6 separate regions of the Homo sapiens genome follow, and regions 2, 3, 4, 5 and 6 are each linked to region 1. Evidence: chromatin contacts called from ENCODE Hi-C or POLR2A ChIA-PET data. All regions are on one chromosome and are shown on one strand. The core of a region is the stretch at or near the end of the contact, and the rest is flanking DNA. Distances in the headings are between cores, read along the strand shown.

What was found. Hi-C counts contacts between places; a loop is a spot of excess contacts on that map. ChIA-PET counts read pairs that join two places held with the same protein, here RNA polymerase II (POLR2A). Pooled maps may share reads with other maps.
Region 2: a pooled map shows a loop between it and region 1 (7-fold over the local background). The contact joins the promoter of LINC01089 here to the promoter of RILPL2 in region 1. A Hi-C loop is called at or near these places in 1 of 37 single-sample maps with no recorded cell type and 5 of 50 pooled maps. POLR2A ChIA-PET finds 5 or more read pairs at or near these places in 2 of 52 experiments (CD8-positive, alpha-beta T cell and activated T-cell).
Region 3: a loop to region 1 is called in a pooled map, with 4 times the contacts of the local background. The contact joins the enhancer-like site here to the promoter of RILPL2 in region 1. A Hi-C loop is called at or near these places in 1 of 37 single-sample maps with no recorded cell type and 2 of 50 pooled maps. POLR2A ChIA-PET finds 5 or more read pairs at or near these places in 2 of 52 experiments (B cell and activated B cell).
Region 4: a map of GM12878 shows a loop between it and region 1 (7-fold over the local background). The contact joins the enhancer-like site here to the promoter of RILPL2 in region 1. A Hi-C loop is called at or near these places in 1 of 168 maps with a recorded cell type or tissue (GM12878), 4 of 37 single-sample maps with no recorded cell type and 6 of 50 pooled maps.
Region 5: a loop to region 1 is called in a pooled map, with 3 times the contacts of the local background. The contact joins the promoter of NCOR2 here to the promoter of RILPL2 in region 1. A Hi-C loop is called at or near these places in 1 of 37 single-sample maps with no recorded cell type and 4 of 50 pooled maps. POLR2A ChIA-PET finds 5 or more read pairs at or near these places in 1 of 52 experiments (GM10248).
Region 6: a loop to region 1 is called in a pooled map, with 2.8 times the contacts of the local background. The contact joins the enhancer-like site here to the promoter of RILPL2 in region 1. A Hi-C loop is called at or near these places in 1 of 37 single-sample maps with no recorded cell type and 2 of 50 pooled maps. POLR2A ChIA-PET finds 5 or more read pairs at or near these places in 1 of 52 experiments (GM10248).

Annotation. Positions count from the first base shown.
Region 1 is chr12:123,434,262-123,438,455 of GRCh38, forward strand. RILPL2 (Rab interacting lysosomal protein like 2) reads right to left here and starts at 2,423. Exons shown (of 4, transcript NM_145058.3): 1 at 1,821-2,423. The coding sequence starts at 2,159. RefSeq lists an enhancer at 1,399-2,328 and a silencer at 2,170-2,429.
Region 2 is chr12:121,801,696-121,805,189 of GRCh38, forward strand. It overlaps LINC01089 (long intergenic non-protein coding RNA 1089), which reads right to left and starts at 1,251. Exons shown (of 4, transcript NR_152740.1): 1 at 936-1,251; 2 at 12-113. SETD1B (SET domain containing 1B, histone lysine methyltransferase) reads left to right here and starts at 2,314. Exons shown (of 17, transcript NM_001353345.2): 1 at 2,314-2,538; 2 at 3,029-3,216; 3 at 3,423-3,494. The coding sequence starts at 3,043. RefSeq lists silencers at 1,859-2,108, 2,379-2,508, 2,549-2,608.
Region 3 is chr12:121,990,315-121,994,508 of GRCh38, forward strand. The region is part of intron 19 of CFAP251 (cilia and flagella associated protein 251); the gene reads left to right. Among named protein-coding and RNA genes, the nearest start is that of BCL7A, 29 kb to the right of the region's middle. RefSeq lists enhancers at 721-770, 1,853-1,952. Within about 2 kb of position 1,922, at least 13 of the 41 ENCODE cell types and tissues checked have a DNase peak (open chromatin) inside an H3K27ac peak, as active enhancers do; they include B cell, where a contact is called at or near this core.
Region 4 is chr12:124,773,030-124,777,223 of GRCh38, forward strand. It overlaps SCARB1 (scavenger receptor class B member 1), which reads right to left. Exons shown (of 13, transcript NM_005505.5): 13 at 3,827-4,194. Among named protein-coding and RNA genes, the nearest start is that of SCARB1, 89 kb to the right of the region's middle. RefSeq lists a silencer at 1,034-1,328 and enhancers at 1,239-1,398, 1,409-1,458, 1,519-1,678. Within about 2 kb of position 1,767, at least 14 of the 41 ENCODE cell types and tissues checked have a DNase peak (open chromatin) inside an H3K27ac peak, as active enhancers do; they include GM12878, where a contact is called at or near this core.
Region 5 is chr12:124,565,818-124,570,011 of GRCh38, forward strand. NCOR2 (nuclear receptor corepressor 2) reads right to left here and starts at 1,795. Exons shown (of 49, transcript NM_006312.6): 1 at 1,491-1,795. RefSeq lists silencers at 541-640, 841-1,060, 1,201-1,310, 1,331-1,690, 1,801-2,050 and enhancers at 2,171-2,220, 2,387-3,247, 3,248-4,108.
Region 6 is chr12:124,547,486-124,551,679 of GRCh38, forward strand. The region is part of intron 1 of NCOR2 (nuclear receptor corepressor 2); the gene reads right to left. Among named protein-coding and RNA genes, the nearest start is that of NCOR2, 18 kb to the right of the region's middle. RefSeq lists enhancers at 1,575-1,814, 3,776-4,194, 4,178-4,194 and a silencer at 3,698-3,992. Within about 2 kb of position 1,833, at least 22 of the 41 ENCODE cell types and tissues checked have a DNase peak (open chromatin) inside an H3K27ac peak, as active enhancers do.

The DNA.
Region 1 (4,194 bases), core at 1,173-3,672:
TACAAAAATTAGCCAGGTGGTTGGTGTGTGCCTGTAGTCCTAGCTACTGGAGAGGCTGAAGTGGGAGGACTGCTTGAGCCCAGGAGTTTGAGGCCTCAGTGAGCTGTGATCACACCATGGTATTCCAGCCTGGATGACAGAGAAAGCTGTCCCCGCAAAAAAGACTTTTTTTTTTTTTTTGAGACAAAATCTCGCTCTGTCACCCAACCTGGAGTGCAGTGGCGCGATCTCGGCTCACTGCAACCTCTGCCTTCCGGTTTCAAGCAATTCTCCGGCCTCAGCCTCCCGAGTAGCTGGGATTACAGGCACCCGCCACCACGCCCGGCTAATTTTTTTCTGTAGTTTTAGTAGAGATAGAGTTTCACCATGTTGGCCAGGCTGGTCTCAAATTCCTGACCTTGTGATCTGCCCGCCTTGGCCTCCCAAAGTGCTGGGATTACAGGCGTGAGTCACAGCACCCAGCCAGATGATTTTTAACATATGTGTAGATCCCTATATCCATACCCTGATTAAGATATGGGACACTTCTAGCTCTCTATCAATTTCCCTTCTTTTCCCCCCACCACCAGTTTGCCTTCTATAACTATAAATTATTTTGCCTGTTCATGAATTTTATTTAAATGTACAGTAGGGCTGGGTGCTGTGGCTCAGGCCTGTAATCCCAGCACTTTGGAAGGCTGAGGTGGGTGGGTCACTTGAGGCCAGGAGTTTGAGACCAGCCTGGCCAACATGGTGAAACCCCGTCTCTACCAAAAAAGAAAAAAAAAAAATAGCCACGCGTGGTGGCACACGCTTGCAATCCCAGCTGCTCAGGAGGCTGAGGCAGGAGAATCGCTTGAATCCAGGAGGTGGAGGTTGCAGTGAGTCGAGGTCACGCCACTGCACTACAGTCTGAGCAACAGAGCAAGATTCTGACTCAAAAAAAAAAAAAATCTACAGTAGTTTCTCTTTAGTGCCTGGCTTCTTTCTCTCAATGTTACATCTGTGAGATTCATTCACACTGCTGTGTGTATCAGCACCCCGTTCTTTTTCTCTGTTGCATAGTATTCCATATATCACAATTTCAAAACTCAATTGGGTTGCATTTAGAGTGTTTCCAGTTTGGCAGCTGAGACTAAAGCTGCTCTGAATCTTCTTGTCTATGTCTTTTTGTGGTCATATGCACTAATTTCTCTTTAGGTAAAATGTGTTTCTTGTCCAAGTGTGGTGGCTCACATCCACAAGCCCAGCACTTTGGGAGGCCAAGGTGGGAGGATTCCTTGAGCTTAGGAGTTTGAGACCAGCCTGGGTAACGGTGAGACCCCCATCTCTACAAAACATCAAAAAAGTTAGCCAGGCATGGTGGCACATGCCTGTACTCCCAGCTACTTGGAAGGGCAAGGCAGGAGAATTGCTTGAGCCTAGGAGGCCAAGGCTGTAGTGAGCCGTGTTTGCACCACTGCACTCTAGCCTGGGAGATAGAGCAGGACCCTGTGTCAAAAGAAAAAAAAAGTGTTTCTTGCTCTAGGTCAAAGGTTCTCAAACTGTGGACCCTGGGCCAATAGCATCAGCATTAACTGCGAACTCGTTAGAAATACAGATTCTGGCCAGGCAGGGTGGCTCACACCTGTAAACCCAGCACTCTAGGAGGCTGAGGCTGGGGGATCACTTGGAGCCAGGAGTTTGAGACCAGCCTGGGCAACACAGCGAGATCCCATCTCTTAAAAAAAGAAAAAAGAGAAAAGAGAAGAGAAAAGAAAAGGAAGGCGTCTCCCTGCCAGTAGGTGCCCTCCTACGCCCCGCAGGCGCCGTGGGCCCGGAACCCTCGCTCCCACACTCACCTCCCCGCTGGCCGGAGGGCTCTGTCTCCGCAGCCCCTCCACCTCCTTCCTGAGGTGGTCCCTCTCCATCTTCAGCTCCTCCAGCGCCAGGCTGCCCTCATTCACCAGCGCCTCCAGCATCTCCAGGACGCGGACGACTTTGAACTGCAGCTGCGTCACCCGGGGGTCGCTGCCCAGGGCCATAAGCTCGCGGCCCAACAGGTAGGAGATGTCATACACGTCCTCGGCGGTCAGCTGGAAGGGGCTCTTGCCCAGCGCCCCCTCGGGCCCAACCTCGTCCCTCTCCTCGTCCTCCTCTCCCTCCTCCTCTTCCTCTTCTCGCACAGGGGGCTCCTCCATGGCCACCCAGACCCCCGCCGACCTCGGAGCTGCTGTCTTGGAGTCTCCCAAAGGTTAGACTTCCTCCCGGCACCCAAAACTTTCCGCTGGGCAGAGTCCCTACCTGCCCAATCAGCGCGGCCCGGGGGTGGGCCCGGGGGGATGGTGCAAGGGGCCGCGCACGCGACTCTTGGGCCTGCGCCCCGGCGCACCGTCCCCGCTGCCAGCCACGCTGGAGAGTGCGCTCCAGGATGTGGTTTGGGGCGCGAAGGGACAACGGAAAAGGAGGCAGCCGAGAAGAGGAACGGGGAAGTTCAGGGGTGACGGCAATCGCCCCAGCCTGGGAACAGTTGCAGCCCCGGGGAGGAGCCGCCCTGAGCCCCGCCCCTGGCGACCGCTGCCAGGAGGTGCGTTTCCGTGGAGACGGAGTTTCCACCGTGCAATCCAGAGCGGGGTAAAAAGAACGCAACTTTTTCCTTTCCACCCTCGTGCTTTCCAGCCGTAGAATTTGCATCGTAGGTGATGGAAGATCCGGGTGTCTCTTTGAGGGTGTTTTCTGGAGCCTGCGGCCAAACAGAAAGCAGCTGCTGGGGGCAGCGCGACAGAGTCCCCGAGGCTTGAGGATCTGGAAAACTCCCAGGCAAATTGTCACTAGGGCCTGGGGCGTCCGACTTCGCTGTGACTCTCAATAAAATGGAGAATGTCTGCCCTGCTCACTTCGCTGGGTCCTCGGCTCCTCCACGTAACCAGCGCTGTCACCTTGGCAAGTTACTTAACGTCTCCGAGCCTCAGTCTCCTCCTCTGTAAAATGGGGACAATAGCGGGACCCAGGTGGCAGGGTTGCTGCGAGGAACATGAGCTTATGAGATCATGTGTGCGACACCTCAAGCACTTAGGAAGCACTCACATACGTGACTGCAATCCTTCATTCTTTCTTTCTTTCTTTCTTTCTTTTTTTTTTTGAGACGGAGTCTCCCTGTGTCGCCCAGGCTGGAGTGCAGTGGCGCGATCTCGGCTTGCTGCAAGCTCCGCCTCCCAGGTTCACGCCATTCTCCTGCCTCAGCCTCCCGAGTAGCTGGGACTACAGGCACGCGCCACCACGCCCGGCTAATTTTTTTGTATTTTTAGTAGAGACGGGGTTTCACCATGTTCGCCAGGATGGTCTCGATCTCCTGACCTCGTGATCCACCTGCCTCGGCCTCCCAAAGTGCTGGGATTACAGGCGTGAGCCACCGCGCCCGGCCCCTTCATTCTTTCTTCCACAGCGCTAGGGAGGAATTGCTGGTGTTGGAGACACCTTGCTACTTGGGTGAGAGAAGGAGGAGTAATTAACAAGAGAGAAACCCCTGTCTGAAAATCACAAAGCATTCGACACATATGCGGAATCCATATTACTGAGAATATTAGCAGAGTGGCGTAGAAACTTGAGTCATTCGCTGTGGCTCATGCCTTAATCTCAACACTTCAGGAGGCTGACGCAGGAGGATTGCTTGAGCCCAGGAATTTGAGACTAGCTTGGGCATCATAGTGAGACCCTGTCTCTACAAAAAGTAAACAAAAGTAGCTGGACACAGTGGTTCATGCCTGTAGTGGCAGGTACTCGGGAGGCTGAGGTGGGAGGACCACTTGAGCCCGGGATGTTGAGGCTGCAGTGAGCCAAGATCTCACCACAGAGTGGTGCCTGTGACAGAGTGGGACCATGGTGACAGAGTAAGATCATGTCTCAAAAAAAAAGGCACAACAAATCTCAAGTTATTTTAGGTTTCACTGGAGGTTTGTGATAGTCTCAGGCAGAAAGCTCAGCAACGGGGCTTGTCTTTCCCAGGAATGTATTGGCAGCTTTCCTTGTGATAGGTGTATCCATTTTCTCCACACTGAGGTACTAGAATCTCAATGGAGAATGTACATAGATTAAACCAACCAACAAAAGCAAAGCAAATTAACAAAACACACTATTTTCAGAGGGTCGTTTCTTTTTATTTTATTTTATTTTATTTTATTTATTTGTTTATTTATTTATTTAGAGACAGAATCTTGCTCTGTTGCCCAGGCTGGA
Region 2 (3,494 bases), core at 1-2,500, 1.6 Mb before region 1:
GTTCTTATTACCTTTTTGTAAGTTACACCCTCACGTTCTGCTCCTTCCACTTCTGCAAACTTTCCAGGGTTGGGTAGGCAAAAAGGCGGCTTCGCTGAGGACTGTTTACTGCTCTGGATATAGCAATGGTGTGATCGTCATTAAGAGACAAAAGGCGAAAATACAGTCAAATCAAACAAAAGGCACAAGACGCACCAGCCGCCCAACCACCATAGAAAATACCCCCCACTTAACGTTGGTGTTTGCTGGAACCAGCTAGGACTTGTTTTCCAGTTTTAATCTAGTTTCCTGTGACGGCTTTAGTCTCTCTACACAAAGAAAAGGTCTTCCTTTCCCTCACCCACCAGCTCCCCCCAACCCCCAACACCAAAGACGAGAAAAACAGGGCTGTTTTTCTTCAAATAGATCGATTTTCAAAGAAAGTGTACAAGCTACGGGGAAGAAAGCTGACTAGCATTTAGTGCTGTAAACATTTTCAAAAGCATAAAGCTAGAACCTTAGCTTTATAAAGCAAGATCGTCTCAAGCATCTTAACTGGCTTATATTAGACAAGAGAGACAAAGACATACATGCAGATGAAGGTTCGGAAAATTAAGGACATCTCAGCAACATTAACATCAAAACTGTACTGCGTCAGGACAGAATGGATTGGGTACTTACAATGTAAAAGGTTTTTTAAAAACTAAAAGAGTAACAACTGCTCACAATTTTTTGTTGCTGCCATTTCGCTAGTCCTAAAGCTATATACATTTAAAACATTACCTTGTTAAAAAGAGAGAAGGAGTTAATAAGATGGCCAGGTTTAAGTGTTTAATAGAGGAAACTAGATATATTTAAAAATTTATTGTTCAGTCAAGAGAATACAGATTAAGACAGCTCCAAGCTCCCCCCACCCACCCATAGAACAAAAAGAGGAAAAAAAATATGTCATTTACTTAGGTTTTTTTGGAATTCAAAACTGTTAACTGCTGACATGAATGGTGTGCTATGACCTAGTTATACAAGACAAAGATGGATTCCAAGTCATAAGGAAAAATCCAGATCTTTTTAAAAAGTCTTCTCCAGTCTTCCAACTGTGAGTCCTTGGGCCTGTTGACAAATGTTAAACACACTGAGACGTCCTGAACTGGATGGTAGAGTCAAAGGAAAAACATTCCCCATTTGCAACAAAGGAAAAACCCACTTGGCCATTTAATTCCATTGCAGAAAAATGGCTTCCCTCATCTGTTGGCCTCTCCTTCGTGTCTGATGAAGGATGTTTTGAGATCAGCGTCTAATAACTCAAGCCCTATAGAAGCCGCGCGCTGATTGGCTGCCGCGCCCTGCCGCCCTGCTCCAGCCAATTACCTACCCACGGCCAAATTACAAACCCCGAAAAGAGCCCCAATATGAGCTACACCAGCTCCGAGCCCCGGCGAGGCGGCTCCTGCGCCTCGGCCGCCAGAGAGGAGCGGCAGAGGGGGCTGCAAACGCGTCCTCGCGAAGCCCGGGAGCCTCGGAGTTGAACTCACAAAATGGAAGCCGCGCGCTGATTGGCCGCCGCCACTCCCGGACCTTTAATAAAGAAAGGGGAAGGAAAAGATAAATGCAAAAAAGGGGGACTCTCTCCTCCGCGGGTGGCTGGAGGAAGGGGGGGAAGCATGTGTTCAGGACAATTACAGGGCGCTCCCCTCCAAAAATAAAAACAGAAGAAGGCGTCTATCGCCCAGGTCCAGGCGAGGGCTGCATCCTCCCAGGAATGCGAATGCTAACGTGGTGAACCCTGGTCTCCCTTCCCCAGCTCAGCTCCGGGGAGGGGGTCGCGGGCCGCAGGAGGAAGCCGGAGCGCAGATACCTCGATTGCAACTCCTCTGAGTCGACGCCGGCCTCCCCCCGCGGCTCCCAGCGTCCACACACACCCTCGGCCCCCCAGACCCCAGCCATCTCCCCGGGCCCCGCGCGCCCGCCTCCGGCCCGGGCAGTTTGGAAACAGTTTTGCAGGCCCGGGACGCACGCCGCGGCGGTCGCGGCTCTGAGGGTAGTCCCGGCCGCGGGAGGTAGAGCCCGGGGAGACCCCCTCCCCCGCCAGCCAAGACCCCCACCCCAGTCCCAGAAAAATAAATAAATTAAAAGGCCTTCCCCCGGGGAGGGGGAGGCAGTGTGGGAGCGCGCGAGTGAGGGGTGGGGGGCCGCTGGGGCCCGGGGCTTTGGCGGCGCAGCTGCCGCCGCCGGGAGAGTGCCTGGGGAAGCGGCGAGGAAGGAGAGGGGAGGAGGAAGAGGAGGAGGAGGAGGAAGAGGAGGAGGGTGAGCGCTCGGGTCGGGCTCCTTAGCGGTGTATTGTGGGATGTGCGGCTACTGGGAGCCGAGCCTCCGCCGCCAGCCGCCTCCCGGGCAGCAGCAGCAGCAGCGGCGGCGGCAGCGGCAGCAGCTCCGGGCCCGGCAGCCGCGGCGGCGGCGCCCCCCCTTCCTGGCCCCCGGTCCGGCCGCCCCGGCCTCGGCTCCCTCGGGGGACACCATGTACTGGCTGGCGGCGCAGGGAGGCCGGCGCCCGGCGGGGATGTAAGCGCGGCTCGGGGAGGGAGAGGCCGCGGCCGGCAGCCGGGCGGCCCAAGCCCCCGGCCCCGGCCCTGGCCCGAGCGGGCGAGCGGGCGGGCGGGCGGCGGCGCCGCCAGGCCCTGCCGCCAGCCTCGCGCCAGAGCCGGGCCGAGCTAGCGGGTGAGCGCCACGCCGGGCGGCCGGGCGGGCACCATGGGCCGGAGTCCGCGTCCTCCGGGCGCCCCGGGCCCCGCCAGCCCGCCCAGGGGACCCCCGGGAGCCCCTCGCTGCCGCCCCGAGACGGTGGCCGAGCGGGCGGGCGCGTAATTCTCCCGGAAGGGTTATTCTCTCGCTCCATTCTTGTTTTGGGGGGAGCCAGCGAGACAGCTCCTTTCGGGGCGCGCTGGCAAGGTGGGAGGGGGTGGGGGCCTGCCGATTGGATTCTTTCGCGTGTGTGTAGAAGCGGCCGCCGCCGCCGCCGCGGCGGAGACGACAACAACTTGCTGGTTTTCAGGTTGGGTTAACGGCATGGAGAACAGTCACCCCCCCCACCACCACCACCAGCAGCCCCCGCCGCAGCCCGGCCCTTCGGGCGAGAGGAGGAACCACCATTGGAGAAGTTACAAGTTGATGATTGACCCGGCTCTGAAAAAGGGGCATCATAAACTGTACCGCTACGATGGGCAGCATTTCAGCCTGGCGGTGAGTAGCCGGCGCGCCCCCCCAGCCGTGCCCCGCGTCGTGTCCGGGGAGACGCGCCTAGCGGCCAGGGACCCCCCGCCCGATCCCCCGGCCAACTGTCAGACGGGGCCCCAGCCCTGGAGTTTGACAAGTGCCTCGAGAAAGGGGTCTGCCCATGGGGAGGGGGACCAGTTCTCTCATCCCGGCCCCCCAATTTCTCCCCACAGATGTCCAGCAACCGCCCGGTGGAAATTGTCGAAGATCCCCGGGTCGTCGGGATCTGGACCAAAAACAAGGAG
Region 3 (4,194 bases), core at 672-3,171, 1.4 Mb before region 1:
ACCCTTCAGGCCTATGGGTGGGCAACACCAGGGGCACAGGTTGGCCTCAGGAGGGTGAGATCCCCATGGGCCCCGGAAGTGGGCTTAGGTTATGTAGGGGAGAGAAGCCTCGGGTTCAGGTACCCAGAGTGTGGTCTAGAATTGGGTGCATGGGCTCGGGGTGGGCACCTCCTCTGCACCCTCCTCCTCATGCTTGTTTCCCAGCATACAGTGTCTTCCTCTGACCTCCTACTGGCCAAACCCTTCATGGCTCTGCAGTAGGCCCACCTCTTCCAGGAAGCCTTCCCGAAGCCCACCTGGCTGAGAGCTCCTCCAACCTTTGATGATGTTCTCCTGCATCTTGGCACTGAATCTTCTAGAGCCACGGTAGCCAACCTTTTAAAATCAGTTGAGGGCACTTAAAAAAATACATCAGTATTTTTACACCTGATTTTTACACCTGGGCCCCAGCCTTGTGCAACAGAACCTAGGGGTGGAGTCTAAGCATGGACAGTTTTTAAAGCCCCAGGCAGCCAGGGCTGAGGACCTTGGCGATGGAGCCTGTTAGTTCGCTTTCCTTGTGTATATCGTCTCTTGAGCATCTCTTCACATGGCCCAGACCTTAATAGACACTGAATAAATATTTGCTGACCCCAGTGACTAAGATTGAAAACCAGAATGCAGAACTGTTCTAGTAATAATTGAGAGACTTGTATTTCATTGGCTTTGCACTAAACCAAATGCTCAGTAACTACTAGTAAATCGAGTAAAATTAACTAGGGCACTAAATGATTATTCTAAGCTTCTTGTGAGTTTCAAGAGAATTCTTTTTGTGGCCTCACTTGTGTCCACATTATTTACTTCATCATTCATTCATTCATCCATTCATCCATCTATCTATCCATTCAGTAAACATTTCTCTGAGCCTCTATAATGTGCCAGGCTCTGAACTAAGCTGCCGGGGAAATAGAGATGAAAGCTCTGGCTACAGCTTAATGGGGAAAACAGATGTGAGCCCAAAGAATTAGAGCGTGCACCGCAGCTGCCACCCATTATTACTCTCTACTGAAAGTCACAAGCTTGGGGCTGATTCATTTTGGCACCAGTATCACCTCCGTGAACCCCTGTGGTCTAAGAGCAGCAGTATTCAAAGTGTGGTCCCCAGACCAACAGGATTGACTTCACGTGACCTAGGGACTTACAAGAAATGCAAATGGTCAGACCCTATCCCAGACTCAGAAACCCCCCAGGTGGGACCAGCAGTCTGTTTGAACAAGACCTCCCGGTCATTGTGAAGCCTGACATGTCAGCGAGCCTTTGCCTTCCAGCCATGTTTCTCAAGCTTGGCTACGCATTCAAATCATTCGAATGAGAAGCTTCCAAAAATTTGGTCCCCAGACCAATTAAATCAGGATCTCAGCTGGTTGTGGTGGCTCATTCCTGTAATCCCAGCAATTTGGGAGGCCGAGGCAGGCAGATCACTTGAAGTCAAGAGTTTGAGACCAGCCTGGCCAACAGTAGGAACCCTGTTGCTACTAAAAATACAAAAATTAGCCAGCTGTGGTGGCGCGCGCCTGTAGTCCCAGCTACTTGGGAGGCTGAGGCAGGAGAATTGGTTGGACTCAGGAGGTGGAGGTTGCTGTGATCCGAGATCACGCCACTGGACTCCTGCCTGGGCGACAGAGTGAGACTATCATCTAAAAAAAAAAATCAGGTTCTCAGGGAATAGGATCTGGGCCTCAGAACTGTTTAAGCTCTCCAGGTGAATGGAATAAAGCCCCGCCTTAGCAGGCGTGAGAATGCCAATCAAAGGCCAGGCTGACTGACAACCACCAGTGCGTCTGGGCCGCTCAGCTAGGACTCCTGCTTCTCTCAAGCCATCTTCACACGGGGGCGTTCAGAACAAGCTCTGCGTTCTATTTCCAGCTCCGAGGTTCCTCTCCCAAGCATGAACTTTGTTCAGACAAGTAGCAGAACCTGCCTTTTCAACGAACACTTGCGAAGTCGGCTCAGGAAGGAAATGTCAGTGATGCCGAAGCTGCCAACTCCGTGCTTGTTGAGTAGTGATTCTTGATCAGTCATACGGGAAGAGAGAGTAAGAGGTGAATCACATGCTGAGTGGTTTGTGCTGTGAATGTTTGCTGAGCTCTTTGGAACTCTCTGGGTATGAGTAACTCAGGCCCTTATGAATTCCTTTTGTCGTCTTAGTCTCCTGTTCTGAACTGAGTTAAATCATATATTACATTGGTAATTTATATATATTTATATATATTATTTCTTTTTTTTTTCTTTTTCAGACAGGGTCTTACTCCTCACTCCTGTTGCCCAGGCTGGAGTGCAGTGGCACAATCACGGCTCAGTGCAGCCTCCACCTCCCGGGCTCAGGTGATCCTCCCATCTCAGCCTCCCAAGTAGCTGGGACTACAGGCACATGCGCCACCACGCCAAGCTAATTTGTTGTCTTTTTTGTAGAGACAGGATTTCACAGCCCAGGCTGTCTCAAGCTCCTAAAACGATCTACCCACTCCAGCCTCCTAAAGTGCTGGGATTACAGGCGTAAGCCACCCCACCCAGCCAAATTATAATTTATCTTATGTTATGATTACATGTATTGTAATTAGCAAGTGCATAGAAAAATATAATCACAAGAGCTCTCCCTCTCCCTCTCCCACTCCCTCTCCCTCTCCGTCTCCCTCTCCCTCTCCCTCTCCCCACGGTCTCCCTCTCATGCGGAGCCGAAGCTGGACTGTACTGCTGCCATCTCGGCTCACTGCAACCTCCCTGCCTGATTCTCCTGCCTCAGCCTGCCGAGTGCCTGCGATTGCAGGCACGCGCCGCCACGCCTGACTGGTTTTGGTGGAGACCGGGTTTCGCTGTGTTGGCCGGGCCGGTCTCCAGCCCCTAACCGCGAGTGATCCGCCAACCTCGGCCTCCCGAGGTGCCGGGATTGCAGACGGAGTCTCGTTCACTCAGTGCTCAATGGTGCCCAGGCTGGAGTGCAGTGGCGTGATCTCGGCTCACTACAACCTACACCTCCCAGCCGCCTGCCTTGGCCTCCCAAAGTGCCGAGATTGCAGCCTCTGCCCGGCCGCCACCCCGTCTGGGAAGTGAGGAGTGTCTCTGCCTGGCCGCCCATCGTCGGGGATGTGAGGAGCCCCTCTGCCTGGCTGCCCAGTCTGGAAAGTGAGGAGCGTCTCCACCCGGCCGCCATCCCATCTAGGAAGTGAGGAGCGCCTCTTCCCAGCCGCCATCACATCTAGGAAGTGAGGAGCGTCTCTGCCCGGCCGCCCATCGTCTGAGATGTGGGGAGCGCCTCTGCCCCGCCGCCCCATCTGGGATGTGAGGAGTGCCTCTGCCCGGCCGAGACCCCGTCTGGGAGGTGAGGAGCGTCTCTGCCCGGCCGCCCCGTCTGAGAAGTGAGGAGACCCTCTGCCTGGCAACCACCCCGTCTGAGAAGTGAGGAGCCCCTCTGCCCGGCCAGCACCCCGTCCGGGAGGGAGGTGGGGGGGTCAGCCCCCCGCCCGGCCAGCCGCCCCGTCCGGGAGGGAGGTGGGGGGGGTCAGCCCCCCCGCCCGGCCAGCCGCCCCGTCCGGGAGGTGAGGGGCGCCTCTGCCCGGCCGCCCCTACTGGGAAGTGAGGAGCCCCTCTGCCCGGCCAGCACCCCGTCCGGGAGGGAGGTGGGGGGGTCAGCCCCCCGCCCGGCCAGCCGCCCCGTCCGGGAGGGAGGTGGGGGGGGGGTCAGCCCCCCCGCCTGGCCAGCCGCCCCATCCGGGAGGTGAGGGGCGCCTCTGCCCGGCGGCCCCTACTGGGAAGTGAGGAGCCCCTCTGCCCGGCCAGCCGCCCCGTCCGGGAGGGAGGTGGGGGGGGTCAGCCCCCCCGCCCGGCCAGCCGCCCCGTCCGGGAGGTGAGGGGCGCCTCTGCCCGGCCGCCCCTACTGGGAAGTGAGGAGCCCCTCTGCCCGGCCAGCCGCCCCGTCCGGGAGGGAGGTGGGGGGGTCAGCCCCCCCGCTCGGCCAGCCGCCCCGTCCGGGAGGGAGGTGGGGGGGGTCAGCCCCCCTGCCCGGCCAGCCGCCCCGTCCGGGAGGTGAGGGGCGCCTCTGCCCGGCCGCCCCTACTGGGAAGTGAGGAGCCCCTCTGCCCGGCCACCACCCCGTCTGGGACGTGTGCCCAACAGCTCATTGAGAACGGGCCAGGATGACAATGGCGGCTTTGTGGA
Region 4 (4,194 bases), core at 517-3,016, 1.3 Mb after region 1:
CATGGGACACAATCATGGGATGGTGCAGAGATTGCAGGTAGCAGGCTGCTTCGAGGTACTGGGAGGAACGTCCTTAATAGTTAGGTATTTATTTTAATGGCGACTGGAAAACTATTACTTGCCCAAAGGACCCATAATTTCACAGATATGACTGCCTTCCTTTTAAAATAAAATTCTTTAAGAAAAAAAGTAAGCCAAATTAAATCAACATGGTAAGTAGTGGAGTCCCATCGTTGGCAGGGGCTGGCGCCTGAAGTGAAGGCATGAGAAGAAAGTCTCGCAGAGTCAAAGATGCTCAGAATCAGAGACACTGAAGCTCGACCGGGTGTCCCGAACCCCAGCCCTCCAGCTGTGGGGCAGGCGGTGCTTCCCTCCCTGAGCCCTGGCTAAGGTCGTTGGCTGGGCTTAAGACCAAGGATGTGTCCAAACGCACACCCTACAAAAAAATCAAACCTCACTCAGAAGCAAGATGTTCACCCAATGAGACACACGGGAGGCTAAGTCCCTCGGGAACACACACACACACACACACACACACACACACACACACACCCCACACACACACAAACACAAGAATGACTTAAGGGCCAGGGCAGTGGCTCATGCCTGTTATCCCAGCACTTTGGGAGGCCGAGGCGGGCGGATCGCTTGAGCCTGGGAGTTGGAGATCAGCCTGGGCGACACGGCGAAACCCCATCTTTACAAAAATATACAAAAAATTAGCCGGGTGTAGTGGCACAGGCCTATAATCCCACCTACTTGGGAGGCTGGCTGAGGTGAGAGGATCGCCTGAGCCTGGGAGGTTGAGGCTGCAGTGAGCAGTGATTGTGCCAGCCTAGGTGACAAAGTGAGACCCTGTCTCCAAAAAAAAAAAAAAAAAAAAAAAAAAACCGAATGCCTTCTGGGGCCTGTCTTTTTTTCTGTTTTATGAGCAGGTAGACTTGAATGCAAGAGTTAAAACTGTCTGTGATGTGTTGCATACACAGATTAAGTCAAAATCCTCACCGTGGCTATCAAATAACCAAAGCTGGCCTCAGCTTCCCAGAGGATCAGACATGGGGAGTTTGAAGGGAACCATCCTCGGGGCCTGGACTCTCTCCTGAGCTTGTCACTCGCCTGCCATTTCCCCGGGCAGGTCACAAGACCCCCCACCCCTCCACTCTACAGCCAACGGGCAAAGCCTCCCTGACCTCCAGCCCCAATCAGAGGGAACTTCCCGGACACAGGTTTCGAGAACCCATCTAAAGATTGGGTAAGAAATGCTTTTGCAAGCCGGTGGTTTCCACTTTGCTGCTTTCTACAAATTTGAAGAAAGGTCAAACGGACCTGTCTGCTGGGAGATCAGTGAGAATCGCTTCCAATGACAGATCGCCGTGTGACATTCGCATACTACCCAGAAGGAGTATAAGAATTCCACTCCCAGTGACTTCCTTATGAAAACAAGGCTTCTCTGCACTTGCAGGGACAAAGAATTGATGGTAAAAATTGGTTTCATTCTAGCAATACGTGACAGTCATTCACGGATACATGAATTAATTGGGGGTGGAGAGGAAGTCCCACTCATCTCAGGACAAGAAGTATTTCTAAGCAAATAAAAGCCACAATGAGAAACCACTACGAAGGGCTGAAGTTTTTTAAAACTGAAAACACCAAGATGCTGGTGAGGACGCAGAGCTGATGGGAATGCAGCCTGGTACAGCGACTGTGAAACTGGCAGTCCCCCAAAAGTGAAACGCAGAGCTCCAGTTTGACTCAGCAGCTCCACTCCGAGGTATACACCCCAGGGAAATGAACGTACGCCTTCACACACAAATCTGTACATGAACGTTCACAGCAGCTTTGTTCATAGTTGCTGATGTGGTTTGGCTGCGTCCCTGCCCAAATCTCATCTCGAATTGTAGTTCCCATAATTCCCATGTTGTGGGAGGGAGCCAGTGGGAGATCATTGAATCATACGGGCGGTTAACCCCATACTGTTCTCCTGGTGGTGAGTAAGTCTCACAAGATCTGATGGTTTGATCGGGGGTTTCCCCTTTCACTTGGCTCTCATTCTCTCTTCTCTGGTCCCATGTAAGACATGACTTTGCTTCTCCTTTGCCTTCCACCATGATTGTGAGGCCTCCCCAGCCATATGAACTGTGAGTTCATGAAACCTTTTTTCTTTAAAAGTTACCCAGTCTTGGGTATGTCTTTATCAGTGGCGTGAAAACCAACTAATGCAATTGCCAAAGGCTGCAACCACTCTACGTGTCCCTCAATAAGTGAACGGCTGAAAAGCACTGGTGTGTGCACCCCATGGAGTTCTGCTCAGCAGTGAAAAGAAAGGAACTATTGCTACACACAACAACAGGCATGCATCTAGAGACAGTGCTGAGTGAAGGAAGCCAGGCTCAGAGGGTTACAGGCTGTAGATCCCATTTAGAACATTCTGGAAAAGGTAAAAATAGCTAGTGGCCAAGGGCTAAGCATGGGGATGAGGGACTTCCCTACAAAGTGGGAGGAAGGCAGCACAGGTCGCAGGCTGGGTGCAGTGGCTCACGCCTCTAATCCCAGCACTTTGGTAGGTTGAGGTGGGACTAATGCTTGAAGCCAAAAGTTTGAGACCAGCCTGGGCAACAGAGCCAGACCCCCATCTCTACAAAAAAAAAATTAGCCAGGTGTGGTGGCACACATCTGTGGTCCCAGCTACTCGGAAGGCTAAGTCAGGAGGCTCTCCTGAGCCTGGGAGGTGAAGGCTGCAGTGAGTCAAGATTGAACCACTGCACTCTAGCCTGGGCAACAGAGCGAGACTCTGTCTCAAAAAAAAAAAAAAAAAAATTATGGGAGCCCACTGTAAAACAAACAAAAACAAAGGGAAGACATGAGGAAATCTTGGGGGATGATGAAATTGTTTTGTCTTGATTGTAGGGGTAATGACTCAACTCTATAAACATGTCAAAATTCATGGAATTGTACACACACTCACACACAACTCTAATCTGTAAATGAAAAAGATATATAAAATGCATACCAAAAGGACATGCATTCCAATAAAATTTTGCTACTTTGATATGTCACATAAAACATAGTAATATAGTTTTGACCAATTGTGTCCTGAGACTTGAAAGGCAATCCAGATGGTATAGGCTAAATGTTTGTGTTGACCCAAAATTCCTGTTGAAGCCCTAACCTCCAGTGTGGCTGTGTCTGGAGATGGGGCCTCTAAGAAAATAATTAAATGAGGCCCTGATCTGATAGCATCAGTGTCCTTATAAGAGACACCACAGAGCTCTCGCTCTCCCTCTCTCTTCCCCCTTTCACACCGAGGAAAGGCCATGTGAGGACACAGAGAAGGCGGCCGTCTGAAGCCAGGAAGAGACGCCTCACCAGAACCCAACCCTGCTGGAACCCTGGTCTCAGACTTCCAGCCTCCAGAGCTGTGAGAAATAAATGGTTTAAGCCACCTATTGATGGTATTTTTTCTTTTTGAGACAGTGTCTCACTCTGTCTCGCAGGCTGGAGTGCAGTGGCATGATCACAGCTCACTGCAGCCTCAACCTCTTGGCTTCCAGCAATCCTACCTCAGCCTCCTGAGTAGTTGGGACCACAGGCGCCCACCACCACGCCTGGCTAATTTTTGTATTTTTTTTGTATTGATGAGGGTCTCACCATATTACCCAGACTAGTCTTGAACTCCTGGCATCAAGCAATCCTCCGGTCTTGGCCTCCCACAGGGCTGGGATTACAGGCGTGTGCCACCACGCCCGGCCTTGATGGTATTTTGTTATGGCAGCCCCAGACCTAAAAAAATTTACCCTTGATGGTCACAAGAAATAAAAAAAAAAAGTTTGCTTCAACTTATATATTTATGTTGCAGGCAAGTATAGGAGTGATTAATAAAAGGCTTAAAAGCATCAAATATAAATATCATTTAGATAAAATTTTAGGAGGGAAGAAGAAAGGAAATACAAGTTTAAGGGGAAAAGGGCTAACATTTCTGACCATAAAAGAGCTTGTTCGTATATTCTTTGAAATGTTCGGCAGTGAATACCCTCTCCTCTCCTAGTTAGATCCCAGCGGGCACACTTAAATACTGATGAAATGGTCTCATATTCAAACATCAACGATGATGACAATCGGAGAAAATTCCATCCTTTGCAATGATCTACACTTAAGATGAGAACTTTTAGATGGCTCCAATCTGTTCTCTTACCC
Region 5 (4,194 bases), core at 545-3,044, 1.1 Mb after region 1:
AGGAAAGTGGCAAAGGTCAGAGTCAAACCCCAGGAGCTGAGGTGCAGAGTGGGCCATCCCACCTCACTGCTGCTTGCCATTTCTCGGCCCCTCCTCAGCACCCCCAAAGAGGCCACCCACGAGGTACACAGCCTGCCCCGGGTCGCCCTCCCGGCGCAGTCTGGCCCGGAGAGCCCCTTATATCAAAGCTGCCGCAAGGACCCAGATCTGGCTGAAAAGGGGCAAAGTCAAGGCCACCGGTAACACATCCCAACGCGCCCAGAACTCCCCCACCCCGCCCACAGGGTCCTCCCCTTATCCCCTCCTCCCCTCTTCCCTCCCTCACACATCCTTCCTCCAAATCTGCAAAAAGGGAAAAATAATAATAATCACAATAAAACCAGTTCTCACCAACGGGGGAGAGGAGGAGGGGGAGGAAGGGAGGAGGCTGAGCCGACAGAACAGATCCGCCCCCGCTGCCTGCACCAGACCCTCGGAGAGCCGGAGCGCGCGACAGGCGGCGGGAGGACACTCGCTTCCAAAAAAATAAACCTACAATGTAAAAATAACGCCGGGCGCCCCACGCTAATTGGGCCCGGGCGACAGCAGCTCCCAGGTACAGCCTGTCTCTCCCTCCCGCCCGCCGTGCCCTCCCGCCCTCGGCTTGCTCCTCCTGCAAGTGTCTGGGGCGGGGAGGGCGTACCCCACGGGTGCCCTCACTCCCCGCAGGCCTCTGAGGAAGCTGCCCTCTAGACAAGGGTCTGGGTCTTCCCAGTCGTGCCCAAGTGGGATCAGCTCTGAATTCCAACTTCGCAAAGTAGTGGCATCCCAAGTATCCGCACAGCCCGGGGGAGGGACTAGGAGGCGGCCCAATGAGGCGTCACCAGCCACGGGAGGCAGGCCCAGACACCAGGAACACCGGCCCGCGGGGGAGGGGGACCAGGGGCGACTCTCCCGAGGGACCCCGCCCAGCGCCCCGTGGCCCCACGCCTAGGAGGGACAAGGCTGGCTCTCCCCCTCGGCTGGTGAGAGACCCTCATGCGCCCCTCCACAACAGCCAGGCCAGGGAGCTAGGGGTACCATCTCCAAGGGCTTTCAAACCCGCGCTGCCCGATGGAAAATAAGGCGCAGTGTCGCCCCGCCAGGTCCGGGGCTACACCGGGTACAAGGGACGCCTGGCGGCCAAGTCCCCAGAGCCGGCGCACACTGTGGGGGGCCGCTCTGTGCATTTCCAGCGCGCCCCCCGCCCACCCCAACGCCACTTCCCTCCTTCCCGCCCCCTCGCTAGGGAGCTGGAGTTCCCCTAAGTTCCCCGGCGCCCCCGAGCACGCGGGCCGCAGTGTCGGCGGGGCGCCTTGCTCCCCAGCAGGCCACCCCCCGAGAGCGCCAACTCGGGAGTGCAGGGGCCCCGCCAACTCCGCCGCGTGCGCCGCCCGATCCTCCCCGGATCCCCCGGAAGCGCGCTCCGCGCCTCCCCCCGCCCTTCGCGGGGACCCTCGGCCCCAACTCACCTCGCGGAGGTGGCAGCGGTGGCGCCCGGGCTTGGGGCGCGCTCGGGCCGCCGGGGCGCTCAGGCAAGTGGCGGTGCCGATCGGGCTGGGGGCGCGCAGCAGGCCCGGCCTCGGGTCGGGACGCGATCCTCCCGCCGCCGCCTCCTAGGGCGCCGGCCCTGGGTCCCCGGCCCGCAAGTTGGCGCGCATCGCGGAGCGCAGGGCGCGGGCGCAGGGCTCGGGCGGGGCGCCGGCGGACGCGGGGCTCCGGTGCGGCCCGGCCTGCCCGCGGCTCCGCGCTCCCCGGCGGCCGCGGCGGCGGTGGCGGCGGCGGCGGCGGCGGCGGCGGCGGGAGGGGGAGGAGGGGGCGGGGCGCGAGCCCGGGAGGCGGTGGCTCGGCCTCCCTGCTCCCGGCTCCCCGCCCGCAGCGACGCGCCCCGGCCCGGCCCCCTCTGGCTCCTTAAAGGGCCCGCGCCTTCTCTCCAGGCCCTGCGCGTCCCCACTCGCGCGCGCACGCCGCCACACACACAGACACGCACGCACACACTTGGGCGCGACGCCGAGTTTCTTTTTGGCAGCTCCCCGAGGAGGAAGGAGGGGGGAAGCGCCTCCCAGCCTTCCCCTCCCTCTTCTCCTGCGGGCCCGGGGGCCCTCCTCCTCCTCTCCAGCCCCAGTACCTCACTGGAATCGCGTTTCAGCTATTAAATTATAACTCTGGAGTGGCCGCTGGATGGGGAGGGGGCGCGCAGGGAGGGCCCTACACAGGGCCTTTTAGGAGCACGCCCAGTGGGGCACTTGGGGACGGGAGCAGACAGTAGCGCAGAGCCCTCTCCAGGCAGGAACACGCTGGGCCTCCCCAGACCCGAGACCCAGCCCGGGCGAACACACTGCAGACTCACCACCCACCACGGACCGGAGATGTCAGATCTCACACAGACAAATACTGGGACACCCACGCGAGTTCACAGCACCCCGGAGGACACAGACGCTAGAATGCCAGTTTCCTGAGGGCAGAGATTTCTATTTTGTTCACTGCCCTATCGCAGTAGGGACTCACGAATGTGTTGAGTGAAGTCCCACTTGGGGACATTCAGGGACACAAATGCGGAGACAATGCAACGAGCCTGTGTCCCCCCCGCCCCCCCCACACACACACACAGACACACACATCCCAAAGCGTGACCCTGGGAGCCACACACGCCCGGCCTGCACAAGCACGCAGTCACAGACGGCACACATGTGCTCGCTCCCCCACGCACAGGCAGACACTCTCCGCTCCAGCAGGAACCTGGCCCCCCTGGCCGCCCTGACAACCCAGTGTCCTCATTTACCCCCTCCTCCCACCCCCTCCAGGTTTGCCCTCTCCAACCAGGGCAGATCTCTTTGAACAGCAGAGGGCACTGGGAGCCCTGGGCCTGGAGCCTCCCTCCCTCCCTCCTCTTCTGCTTTCTCCTAAGATGTTGGAGAGTTTGAATTTTTTTTTTTTTTTTCAGTTCAACTTTCCTTTTTTGGAGTGACGTCTCAGCAGATTCAGTTCTGCCATCTGGCAACATCTGAGAACCCCCAGGGAGAGCGGGGAATGGCTGCGGTGGGGAGGCAGCCGCGTGGTTTCCAGAGGCCGGCGGGCCTCCCGCCTCCGCCAGGATGCTGGGTTTGCCGGGCTCCCCTGCAGCCAGGTCCTTCTCTGCCCCCTCGGGCTTTTAATTATGAGCTTTTGGGGGGCTGGCGGGAGCCTCTGGGGCTGACAATGTCTGGCAAAAGGGAAGTGGGTGTGGAGGGGAGCAGTTTGCAGACTGAAACAGGAGGGGTCATAGGTCAGTGCCCCCCCCCCACCTCCTTGTTTTGGCCCGACCAGCTCCAGTTCTGCCCAGCCAGTCGGTCCGAATCCACAGGCAAAAAGCTGGAGCCGCAGAAGGAAGGCCTGATCCCCCACCTCCCCCACCAAGGGTCTTGGAGAGGGAAGCGGGGGCGGGGGAGCTCCTCTGCCAGCCCCAGGCCGCCTGGCAGCCCTCCTCTGTCACCTGAAAACCCTCTGGGAATTTGCATTTCCATGAGATTCAGCTCTATTTGAAGCTGGAGGAGGGACATTTGGGGTGTCTTCAGGGGTCTCCCAGCTTCTGCCCTCGAGGGCTCCCTGCAGGCTTAGGAGCGGGGAAAGCAGGGGGTCTGTCAGCTTTGTAATGTCCCAAGCGTCACCTAGAAATCCCTCACTGGAAGCCTTATCAACTCAAGCGCCAATGGCCTCTGGCCCGACCATGTCACAGATGGCAAGACTGAGGCCAGGAGAAGGGCAGCGTTTATCCCGAAAGGGATTGGCCCTTTCCCGTCTGCTCCTGTTTCCTGGCTGAATTGGGTTATTAATCTCACCCTCACAGACGGCGGGGAGTAACACCAGCACTGAGTGAGCACTTACCCTGGGGGAAGCAAGGGGCCTGGTCCCAAGTAGGGAAACAGGCCTGGAGAGATGAAGAACCCGACTTGCCAGCCTCCAGCAGCAGCCCGTGATTCCAAATGAGTGCTGGAAATCTGGACTCTGGGGAGGTCTCAGCTGAGCCCGCCCCTTCCCCCAATCGCAGACCGGCACCCTAGTTTGCTACTTTGTTTCTACTGGGCTCTGAGTGACAGTCCATGAGCAACTAATGGGAACAGTACCTTTAAAAAGCGGCCAAAGAACACTGCACACAAACAGCCTTCCCGGGGGGGCCCCCTGGACTGTGAGTTAGTA
Region 6 (4,194 bases), core at 583-3,082, 1.1 Mb after region 1:
TTAGTTCCCACATTTTTCAAATGGAGAAGAAATTCACATTACATAAAATTAACCACTATAAAGTAGGCAGCTCTGACATTTAGGACATTCCCAGTGCTGTGCGACCATCACCTCTATCTAATTCCAAAACATTTTCATCACTCTAAAAGGAGACCCCATCAACATGGAGTAGGTTCTCCCCAGGTCCCCTCCTTCCAGCCTCTGGCAACCACCAATCTGCTTTCTGTCTCCATGGGTTTGCCTGTTCTGGGCATTTCATGAAAGTGGAATCGTACACTATGTGGCCTTGTGTGTCTGGCTTCTTTCACTCAGCATCATGGTTTCAAGGTTCACCCGCAGTGTAGCATGCATCCGTACTTCATTCCTTTTCATGGCTGAATAATATTCCATTGTATGGAGAGACCAATCATATATTTTTATATGAGAAAAGTGTGTTATAAAGAATACATATTCATATATATAACAACATATATATAAATACACATACAGAATGAGATATAATTCTAAAACTTGTAAGGTTATAAAATAACCATAAGAACTATGATGATGTGGAATCTGGTGAAGGAGCCAGCTGGTGGGAGAGAGGGGCCTGGGGTGCCCCAGGCCGGGCAGGTCCCCTCCTATGGGACCTCTCCTCCACTCTAACTCTCCTCCACATCACATCAGGCCTCCTAAACGTGCACTGAGCTGGGACCTGAATGGCAGCAAGGAGCCAGCTGTGTCAATATGCAGGGAACAGCATTCCAGGTGGGGGGAACAACAAACGCGAAGGCCCAGAGGCAGATGCGGTCGGTGAGGGCTGAGGAGCTCCCGGGTGGCCTCTGAATTTATTCTCAGAGCAGTGGGAAGAGAATGGAGAGTGTGGGGCCAGAGTCTCATGGACCTTCTGATGGGATCCCTCTGGCTGCAACTCAGAGACCAGACAGGTGTGACCAGAGTGGACTGGGGACCCCGAAGAGGCTACTGCAGTCGTCCAAGCCAGACGGCGACAGAGTGGGGGTCCATCATGGTGCCTGGTCTGCCATTCTTTTCTTTTTGTCATTATTATTGATATGAAAACAGAGGGTCTCGATGGCAATGCTGTTCCCCCCCAAACATAGTTACTGTTTATTATTATTCCATCTCACAATAACAGCATATTATCTTTACTGTTCCTGTTATTTTTTTCTGTGCTGTTAGGGCGGGGCGGGGGATCTCCATGGCAGGGTCCCCACCCCAGGGATGTTTTTGGCTGCCCCATGACTGGCTCATGGCCTTTGGGACAGTCCTACTCCATAAAAGTCACCCTCCCTACACAGTTTTCAAATGACCTGGCCATTCAAAAAAACCTGCCAGAACCAGTCCAAATACTAGCTGTTTCTTAAATGTCACTCTCCTCTCCCCCCAGCACTGCAGGGCTCTGATCTGCTTTCTCGCGAATCCACGCTTACTCATTCTGAGTGGGAGCCAGCCACTCCTCCCTCTCGTTTCCCCGCTTCCCCTTACCCGACGGTTGGGGCACCGCACAGATTTTTGCTGTTGTTGTTAATTCTGTGTCGAGTCTAGTCTGTATTAAGGAGGAATTTCATTGCCCAGGAGTAGAGGGGATTTCCCAAGTCTATGGGGTAAATATTGTCAGGGTGGTTGGGATGCAGTGTGGCGCTGAGCCAGGGAGCTAACCTCTCTGAGCCTTCGCTGCTTGCCTGGCAATGATGATGGTTGCTGGGTCACGAGATCACCGAGAGGATCAGATGAATTCACGTGGCATGTGCCGCACTGAGACAGGCAGGCACGCAGCTGAGGGGCTGGCGGTGGGAGGGGCAGGGCCGCGGCTGGAGGATAAAATCCCACACTCCCCGCTTGGCCGGGTGGCCCACTGCCCGTCTGGCTTTCGAGGAGATAAGCCGCCTGCTCAGGTTCACGTTCGGGATCAAATGAACCCACTTAATCCCCCTAGGGATCTCTGCTGAGCTGGCTCCTTGGGGGCCTGGGGAGGAAGGCAACTGAGCCCCCTGCAGTAGAAACCCCCACCCGCGAGGCCAGGCACAGAGAAGGTACCAAGGGCTTCTGCCCCAGCGCCGGGGCACAGCGGGCTGAGGGAGCCCCAGGACAGAAGCGGTCACACATCATGGGCTCATCATCACAGCCACAGTGACTCCTGACTCCCCACTGCAACCCAGGAGGTAAATGCTATTACGAACACCCTTCTCCAGATGGGGAAACCGAGGCCCAGAAAGAAAACAGCCCGCCTGAAGGTGACAGAGCGCCTCGCCGTATCACCAGCAACCCCTCAAGATAACCTTATCACGTTTCACGGAGGGAGAGAGGGCGGCAGGAACGGGGCCTTGAGTCACCACCCTATCCCACTGGGAAGGCAGGGGTGGATGGGCAGAGTGTCACGCCTGCCTAGGGGAAGTACACGCTAGGTACTTATGGCAAGTATGTGAATGAACAAAATCTACATGCTGGGCGCAAGCTCCGAGGAAAACTCCTTCGCAGGACCTTTCTCCCCTCCTGAGGTCCCTCTCTAAGATCCTGTATCGCAGGGGTCTGGCGGGAGTGACTGTGACCCCCAGAGGACCGCAGGCAATGTCTGGAGGCATTTCTGGCGGCAGCAAAGGGGGCTGAGGTGCTACTGGGGTCTGGTGGATGGAAGCAGGGGTGTTGCCCAGAGCAGCCCCTGCAACAGAGAGTGACCCAACCCCCAAAACCCGAACAGTGCCCAGGCTGAGAACCCTGCCGTTCTTACCAAATGCATGAGAGTGTCAGTTGGGCACCCACTGTGTGCAGGGCCTCCCTGCAGGACACATTCAAGAAGACGAGGTCACAGGGCTCAGAGAGGCAAGGCTTCCTGCCCCACCTAATGGAAGGAAGGCAGAGGCGGGACCTGAACCCAGGTCCCACTGACTCACAGCCCCACCCCAGCTGCCAAATACCTGCCCCATCCTTCAGGAGTCTAACCTACTGGGTCTAGAGTGGGGGCTCCACAATCTGTATATCTCATAGCTCCTTCCCCCAGCAGCCACTGGCAGGGGGAGGATGGTGAACGGGGGGGAGGACAGCTCTGTTCCTTTTCATCAGAAACTACATTGGCCAGGAGGCTGGCAGTCTCTCTCTGGGGGGTAGGAACGTGGTTGTATTTTTTATGTGCAAGCTTTTCCTTCCTGATTTTCCAGCTTATAGAGAACACATTTGTTCTGCTTCCAAAAACCAAAAACAGTCTTTTATGTAAAGCAGCTGCCAAACCACATGCCCAGCCTGGCCCTGGGTGGCTCCACTAGGACCTGGCAGGGGGGCCCACACCTCAATGGAGAGAGGGCTGACCCAGCAAAGCCCCCGTGGAGCACCCCTGGCATCACCAGGAGAAGCCCAGAGCTGGCAAATCCACTGGCCACGGCACCCAGGCACCCAGAGGTGCTCTCTAGAAAGTCCCCGGCAGCCCCTTCCCATGGCAAGCACCAAGTAGCTTTCTCCAGGAAACACACCAAGCTCACGTCACATCCCCATGACAAAATACTACAAGAAGTTAAAATTAGCCAACTGGATCAAAGCTGGTTTGCACCAGCACATGGTGAAAACCTGTAATCATACAGATAAAAATAATGATAGCTAATGCCACGGTTCTGGATGCTGTGTCTATTACCCTTCTAATTCTCAAAACAACCCTAGAAGGTGAGGACTGCTTAGGTCCTCATTTTACATATTAGGAAACTGAGGCAGAGTCATGTGATAAGGTGCATGAGAACAAAGTGTCTGGAACCACTCAGGTCTGCCGCTTGTCTAGCCGAGAAAACGACTGCACTGAATTATATACAAAGCTGTCAATACTCGACCACTTTTGACCTACAAAACTAGCAGTCATACGGCTCCCCCAGTAGCAAACAGGAGAGCAGCGCGCACAGATCCACGTGTCCACAGACAAGGCAGGTTCCCAGGCCGTGCAGCGATACACAGAGGCTCGTGGAAAAGCCCAGGCCCCAGTGAGAGGCGGTGGCCTCCAGGAAGGGGGCTCCCGTGACTTGAAAGTCACCTGTCATTTTTTTCTCTTTTAACAAAAGCCACCTTAGCTTACAGCCCCGAGTCTGGTGTCCTGGGCTAAGGCTCGGCCGGCCTGGTCTCCCTCTCTCCTCTCTCCCCTGGCCGCCTCTTTGCCCCCAAGACCCCACATAGTCTGTGACAAGCCAGTGGTCCTCCTCGGGGTCTGGGACCTGGAGT